2 separate regions of the Homo sapiens genome follow, and region 1 is linked to region 2. A link is a loop called in an ENCODE intact Hi-C map of the cell type or tissue named here. Cell type or tissue: CD14-positive monocyte. All regions are shown on one strand. Region 1 overlaps XYLT1 (xylosyltransferase 1). Region 2 overlaps XYLT1 (xylosyltransferase 1).

Region 1 (4,000 bases), 54 kb after region 2:
GTACTAATTATTCAACCCTCAGTATTGTTATTACAGACAGAAAAAAAAAAACAAGAGGTGATATCTTGTAACATGAAAGTCAAAAAAAATCTTTTTTCTGTCTAAAATAGAAGGACAAAAAAAATCAATCTAGGTTAGAAAACATCAATTTGCAAGAGTTCTATGGCTGAGGAAAATGGCATGAGTATTTGTAGGCTGAAACAAATGAGCAGCTAAAACATCCCCCCACCACCTCCCACACATAACCAAATGGGACAGACTACTTCTGGCATGTTTCCATTTACTCACACCTACAATGTGCTAGGTGCTATGGTTTATTTCAACCCCATAACCAGTGTGACCAAGCATCCCAGCTTGCCTGGGACTGAGGATATGGGACGTTCAGCACTAAAAATCAGGCATATCCCAGACCAACTAGGACACACTGGTGGCTCAACCTGCAACAACCACAGCTATTAATATAAGGCAGACACAGGCTCAGAGAGGTGGAGACACTTGTTAATGTCACACAGCAGGTAAGGGGCAGAGACCAAGATTCAAGTTCCAGTCCGTGCAACTTCAAATCCTATAATAACATTTCTTAGGCACTTATTATGGACTAGGTAGTGCTTTAAGCCCATTTAGAAGCATTATAAGCATTAATTAATCCTCGCAACATCTCTATGAAGTACATACTATTCTGGGTCTTGTTTTATAGATGGAAAATTCAAAGCTAAGATTAGCTAATAACTCACCCAAAATCCCCCAGCCAAGAGGGACCTGGCTTTAGTGCCTATATTGTTAACCGGCCCATCCAACAGACCCCTGGGCAAAAACCCTGTCGCAATGCAAAAAAAAAAATAAAATTTTAGCTGTTTCTTGTTCAAGATAACATTTAAAACACACACACACACACACACACAGAAAAGATTAGACGAGAGGTCTGGAAAAACAAGTTGCTCTGAGTCTTACAGCCACCACAAAGCAGGAATTGCTAGTGGCTGCTGATTTACAAGGCTCTCTGGTGAATTACAGAAAGGGAAATACAGTCAGATTTGATAAGGCTGGTCAAGTTCGGTGCTCAAGAGCAGTCCATGATCCAGAGAGGCCGGGAACATGCTCCTGGGCCCTCGTGCCCATCAGATCAATCCCCACCGGCCAGGTGGATGGGTCTGCTGTTGGGACAGGCAGCCTGGAACCACATTTCCACGCTTCAGATAAAGGTGGCTTCCGGAGCCCGGCCTTTCACTACCATGCCCTGGGGGCACCACAGGCAAAGACCCAGACTTGAACGGCTGGAGCCACTGGTGTCCCTACGATGTATGTGCAGGGGGAGGTGGCAGTGTTGAAAAGGGACGGTCATCACTGCACCACCATTACCATTAGCATTAATCACTGAGTGTGTTTGCTTGCGTCAGAGCCTGTACTGTTAATAAACCCTGACCTGTGTATCCAACCACTTTACAGAGAAGGAAGTGGGACTGTGGATCACAGCCAGCGTTGCCCTAGGGCTTAGAGGGGCCCATCCCACTGTGCTTTCACGACCTGGTGGCAGTGGTTCTCAACCAGGGGGGTGGTTTTGTCCCCCAGGGAACATTTGACACTGTCTAGAGACACGCTTATTTGTCATAACTTGAAAGGGAGCGTGTACTGGCACCTAGAGGGTAGAGACAGGGATGGCGCTCCATATCCTACAATGCACAGGTCAGCTGATCCTTTATCCAGCCCCAAACATCTATAGTATGGGGCTGAGAAACCCCAACCTAAGAGGACAGAGGTAGGCCAACCACAGCCAGCCAAGCTTGCAGGTTGTGTCCTTCCAGACCCTTCCTCAGGGTACCAGCCACTCAAACTAGAAGCCAGTGCTCAAGAGGATGGGTGATGTCTCTTTTGCTCACAGCTGCATCTGAAGGGCCTAAAACAGATTTGGTGACTTGTCTTTTCTGTTAAAGAACAGGGACCTGGCTGGGCACAGTGGCTCACGCCTATAATCCCAACACTTTGAGAGGCCAAGGCAGGAGGATCACTTGAGGTCAGGAGTTCAAGACCGGCCTGACCAAGATGGTGAAACCCCGTCTCCACTAAAAACACAAATATTAGCTGGGCATCATGGCTTGCACCTGTAATCCCAGCTACTTAGAAAGCTGAGGCAGGAGAATCGCTTGAATCCGGGAGGCGGAGGTTGCAGTGAGCCGAGATTGTGCCATTGCATTCCAGCCTGAGCAACAAGAGCAAAACTCTGTCTCAAAAAAAAAAAAAAAAAAAAAAAAAATAGGGACCAAATGACGAATGAACAAGAAATGCACCCAACCAGGCCAGGTGTGGTGGCTCACACCTGTAATCCCAGCACTGTGGGAGGCCAAAGCAGGCAGCTCACTTTAGGTCAGAAGTTCGAGACCAGCCTGGCCAATATGGTGAAACACCATTTCTTCTAAAAATACAAAAATTAGCCGGGCATGGTGGCACATGCCTGTAATCTCAGCTCCTCAGGAGGCTGAGGCAGGAGAATTGCTTGAACCCGGAAGGTGGAGGGTGCAGTGAGCCAAGATCGCACCACTGCACTCCAGCCTAGGTGACAGAGTGAGACTCTGCCTCACACACACACACAAAATTAGGTACTATTCTGGGTCTTGTTTTTATAGATGGAATAGTCAAGGCTCAGATTAACTAATAACTCACCCAAGATCCCCCAGCCAGGAAGAAGGACCTGGTTCTAGTGCCTATGTTGTTAACCTGCCCATCAAACAGACCTGTTGGGACCTCATGAGGCCAGACACTAACCCCCTGTCCTCAGCTAGACATGGCGATAGAGTTCCCATTGTCTGGATGGCAGAATCTTCCCATCACTGCAGTGGTTCAAGACATCCAGGCTCTTTGTTTGGCGGGACAGCCAGCCTGCTCTATTCTCAGGGGAAGGGCTTTGAGAATGGCTTATTTAGCTCACTCCCCAAGAAGCTTATCACCCCAACCCCACCCCTGCCCAACAAACACATTCCCATCAGGAAAGCTGGACGACCCTGCCTTCCATGGAATGGAAGCTATGATCCCATCCATTCAGTTCAGCCTCTCATAAACGCTCTGTTCCAAACATAACCAGAATAGTCAGGGAGTCCTCGAAACCCAGACATGACTTATTTTCTATTTCTAGCTTAACCACGTGATGCCTGTGAGTTTCAAGCACTGGAGCATCCCCATTCACGCTGGAACCATCTCATCTAGAAAGGGGAGGGTGTACAAGCAGCTCTGGATCAGCCCACTGGGGTTCAGAACAAGCAAAAGAATTTCTTTACCTCCCCTGAGTTTCAGCCTCAAAGAGCAGCAAAGAACCTGGAGCCCATTAAATCCAGCTGTGCTCATTGTACAAAGGGAAGAACTGAGGCTTTGGAGGACAAAGAAGATACCCAGATGATCTGCATTGCTCTTTTTCTCCCTTGCTTCTTTCTCTCTTGTTGAATTGGAATAGGTCAAACCTGTCTACAGTACTCAAATGTCACGGGGGTTTCCTCCACTAGGCATGGGGCAGAGCTTATTCTCAATAAATGTTCGAGAATGAAACGTCAGCAATTAACTAGCAGGCAACTTTGGAGAGGATTTCACTTCCCCTATAATTAAACACAACAAATGGCACGAATGTTGAAGGGACAATATGCATGGGTGTGTGTGAGAAAGAGGAAGAGACTGCAGTTCCCATACCAAATAGGTATTTATTTGTTCCAAGACTTTTTTTTTTCACCAAAAAATGCTTTAATATAATCACCTTTTAAATAATATACACTGTCATCTTGATTATGTCTATTGGGCTTACTCAAAGAGGCCAGGACCTTGCAGAGAAATGAGCCTGAGGTTTCCTTCTGCCAGGTCACCAGTCAATGGATATTTCCCAAAAGGTGGATCTTTTAATATATGACTGCATAATTTAACCTAAAATCCTAGTTAGTATTCTAGCAAGATGTCTCCTTCTAATTGAGGTAATTTCTAGGAATATGTTGCTAAAAGTTTCCTTTTCTTCAAATAAAGCAAT
Region 2 (4,000 bases):
TATCGCATCAAGGCCTTCATCTAACCCACTATGAAGACCCTCAAACACACCATTCCCAATGCTTACATCCAAAACCTCTTTCTGCCCCACCTCCTGAGGAAATGGGGCATGAGTTGTGAGTTTCCTTAGCTGTGTGACCTTGGAAAAGTTTCTTTTTTTTTTTTTTTTGAGACTGAGTCTTGCTCTGTCACCAGGCTGCAGTGCAGTGGTGCGATATCGGCTCACTGCAACCTCCGCCTCCTGGGTTCAAGCGATTCTCCTGCCTCAGCCTCCCAAGTAGCTAGGACTACAGGCCCCCACCACCACACCCAGCTAATTTTTTTGTATTTTTAGTATAGACGCGGTTTCACCATGTTGGCCAGGATGGTCTTGAACTCCTGACCTCGTGATCTGCCCACCTTGCCCTCCCAAAGTGCTGGGATTACAGGTATGAGCCACCGCATCTGGCCGACCTTGGAAAAGTTTCTTAACCACTCTGTGCCTAGGTTTTCTTACCACGGAAATGAGGTTAATGATAATAGTTCCTGACTCATAGAATTGTTTTTGGCACTGCATGAGTTAACATACATAAAGGACTTCGGTAAAATATACGTAAGGCACTTAGCACTTTTTATGCCTTGTATGTGAATAAATGTCATCTAGGGTAGGTGGAGCCCTGTCCCTACCATTCCATGCAGGTTTCCCTGAGTACCTTTTTTTCACACAGGTAGGTTAGCTCCTCATCTACAAAGTGCTCCTCAACTCTGAGGCCCATTGGAATCACCTAGAGAGCTACGAATTACCCTGGAGTTGTATCCATACCCACAACATCAGACTCCAGTGGGGCAGGCTGTACATCTGCTTTTTACTCTCCCCGGGTGATTCCAACATGAATCTGAAATTGAAAACCACTATAAACGCCTCATGCTCAAAGGATCTCACAACTGCCCACTGCACACTGCCCTCCCCAACAAACTTTACTATTTTTACTGTAATAGCCCACATTGGACAGTTCCCAAAGTACTAACTAGCCTTTTTTTTTTTTTTTTTTTTTTTTTTTTTTTTTTTGAGGCAGTCTCACTTTGTCATCCAGGCTGGAGTGCAGTGGCATGACCTCAGTTCACTGCAGCCTTGACTTCTTTGGTTCAAGCAATTCTCCTGCCTCAGCCTCTCAAGTAGCTGGGATTACAGGAATGCACCACCACGCTCTGCTACTTTTTGTATTTTTAGTAGAGATGGGGTTTCACCATGTTGGGCAGGCTGGTCTCGAACTCCTGACCTCAAGTGATCTCCCCGTGTCAGACTCCCGAAGTGCTGGGATTACAGGCATGAGCCACCACACCCAGCTATCTGTTCTGTTCTCCTTAGAGCAGTGGTTCTCAATCGGGGGCAATTTTGCCCTGTAGGGGACATATGGCAATGTCCATAGACATTGTGGTTCCAGGGATGGGGTGCTATTGGAATCTACTCGGTAGAGACCAGAGATGCTTCTAAACATCCTACAGTACCTGGGAACCCCTGCACACAAAAAATGACTTATCCAGCCCCAAATGGTATGGTGGCAAGGTTGGCAAACCCTGCTGCGGAGCTATCTTTTCTGTGAACTTGGGGAGGACAGCGCAGCCTTGCTAACAATGGGAAGGAAAGAAGAAGTAGTGAAGGGAACTTATCATCACTGAGTTTCAACACCAAACACATACCAAGCAGATGTTTCACGAATAATGACAATAGCCACTACTTTCTGAGCACCAAACAATGGCTTACAACAGAACGGAACCCCTGAGTTATCTTACTTAACTCACATGGCAACTCTGAGTTCTTTGACTGTGTTTTCGCTTCATGCATAAGACAGCGGGGACAGCAAGGTTAGGTAACTAGGCCAAAGTCACAAGACTTGTACATGACAGATTTAGATTTTAGCCTATTCTGTTAAACTTCAAAGAGAAGGCTACCCCAACAGATTAATGATGCCAGCTCACACCTCCTAAGCCTCACAGTACCTACCAGGCAGTGCTCTGAAGACCCGACAAGTAGAAACTTAATTCATTCCCATGAACTAGATAATATAATCATCATCGTCATCATCATCATCTCCATTTTACATCCTGGGACGCTGAGACAGAGTGCTGCAGTGTCCTTTGAAGAATTTCATGCAGCTGAGATAGGGTTTTAACAAGGGGTTTAGATCCAGAATCTGGCTCACTCCCACCATACTCTCCTGCCTCTAATAGAGCAATGAGCAGAAAGGATCGAATTCCAGCCTGCCTCAGGACCTCTGCACATGCTGCTCCTGATGATGTATATGTCTTCACTCTGGCCTCTTTGCCCTGCTAACTCTTTTTTACTCATTGGATCTCAGTTTATACTTCCATTGTCTAGGACACCCTCCTAGCCCTGCCAACTCACTGACCAGATGAGTTATCTCCGTTAAACTCTCTCCTAGCTCCCCTTCATAGCATTTCACACTTTAAAAGAACCCAACACTTGTGCAAGTGTTTGGTGACCATCAGTCTCCTCCTATAGACTATAGACTCCATGCAGACAGGAACTGTCTCTGCCTTGTGCAGTGCTGTATCTCCAGGCCCCTGGCATGATGTTTGGCACAAAGGGGGTGCTTGATGAAAGCTTGTGGCTGAATGCATGAAACAGAGAACCTAAAGGCAAAACAGCAGCTGGTGCCAATCCGGTCCATTTCCTCATCCCCAGAGAGGGACAGGGCCATCTGGCAGGTCCTAGCCAAATACCTCCATGGCAGGTCAGGGCTGCAGAGCTCTCCAGGCAAGCTGGCCATGGAGGCCATAAACCAACTCCTCAAAGCCATCTCTGCTTCATGGTGGCTGGTCTTTATCATTTTCCAATCAACACTGGTTGAGTTCTAATTGATTTTCTATGATATCCCTCTCCAGAAGGGAGAAAGGCTCTGTTTACTGGGGCAGTACGTAGAGGACAGGCCTATTCTTCCTGCTGTATTTAATGCTGCTGCTAATCACGGAGATTAGACTAAAACAATTACAACAGCTAATTAAAGAACAATGCGGTTTTTGGCATCTTCGCGCAGACGGCACCATTGGGAATTCCTAACTCGGGCAAAGCAGGGATAATTAAAACCCCGGCTCCACTCTCCCCACTCCAGCAGCTGGATCACGCTGATTAAACTGCAAATAAAACACATGAAACCAACACTTTGTAGTCTATCCAATTTCACTTAAAAGGGCTTTTAACTGATTCATAAACAGAGAAGCGGTAAACAGCAAATTATTTAACTAAAGCCAGTTATTTCGTCATCACGGTTCACTTTATTCCCAGCTCCGGACTTGTACATGTAGCCCAGGGGACATTAGGTTGATGGGGCCTGAGGAATCACTCCAGAGCTTACTGCCACTTGCTCCTGTTCACTGGCAACAGGACATCACCAGTGTGTAGCTGCTTTCTCTGGGTTTTTTCTCCTTTTGAAAAAAAAAGATCAGGTAGTGCCCAAGTCCCCAGATGAATATGCCCAGGTCTGATCAGACTCTGCTCTCGATTCTAGGTCAAGAGCAGATGGCAGAGACACAGAAAGTTCCGAAGCGCAGATAATACTAAAAGCATCATATGTAGCTTTAAAACATTTAACTTATTCAGAGCTGGCCAACTTCAGATCTAAAATGCAACCCGTATCTACTAAAGTATGAAACAGACTTGTTCTCAAGCTATGGGAAGACATGTCACAACAGCTGGGTAGAAAGCTCATTTGTTTTAGACAGGCACACTCTGAGACCCCAGCTCAGGTCCCATGCACACATGCTTCCCAACTCATCTTAACAAGCATGGTCATGGGGATTGCTAATTCTCTCTCCACCTTGCCAATCCAGAGACAACAAGGGAAAAAAGTGAGAAATAAAAAGAAAAAGGTCAAGGGAAAAAGAAAAGGACAGAAGAGAAAAGGGAGAAAATGGTAACGCTAGAGACAGGCTCACTGGGAGCAGCAAGAAGGGACAGAAAAAGAAAAAAATACCACAAGAAAGCAGACACAGGGATTTTC

The links. Hi-C counts contacts between places; a loop is a spot of excess contacts. Peaks named below come from ENCODE experiments on the same cell type or tissue, not always from the same donor. Only the 100,000 strongest peaks of a DNase experiment are listed, where the experiment ranks them.
Region 1: it touches region 2 in a loop (2.1-fold over the local background); 6 of 110 quality-filtered maps call a loop at or near these places.

Annotation. Positions count from the first base shown.
Region 1 is chr16:17,374,603-17,378,602 of GRCh38, forward strand. The region is part of intron 1 of XYLT1 (xylosyltransferase 1); the gene reads right to left. Among named protein-coding and RNA genes, the nearest start is that of XYLT1, 94 kb to the right of the region's middle. RefSeq lists a silencer at 1,424-1,493. In CD14-positive monocyte, a CTCF peak has its summit at 1,702; DNase peaks (open chromatin) are centred at 1,089, 1,409, 3,159 and 3,539; H3K4me3 peaks cover 935 bases; H3K27ac peaks cover 3,623 bases.
Region 2 is chr16:17,320,331-17,324,330 of GRCh38, forward strand. The region is part of intron 2 of XYLT1 (xylosyltransferase 1); the gene reads right to left. Among named protein-coding and RNA genes, the nearest start is that of XYLT1, 150 kb to the right of the region's middle. RefSeq lists an enhancer at 312-811. In CD14-positive monocyte, no CTCF peak of the experiment used is centred here; a DNase peak (open chromatin) is centred at 1,721; H3K4me3 peaks cover 366 bases; H3K27ac peaks cover 3,438 bases.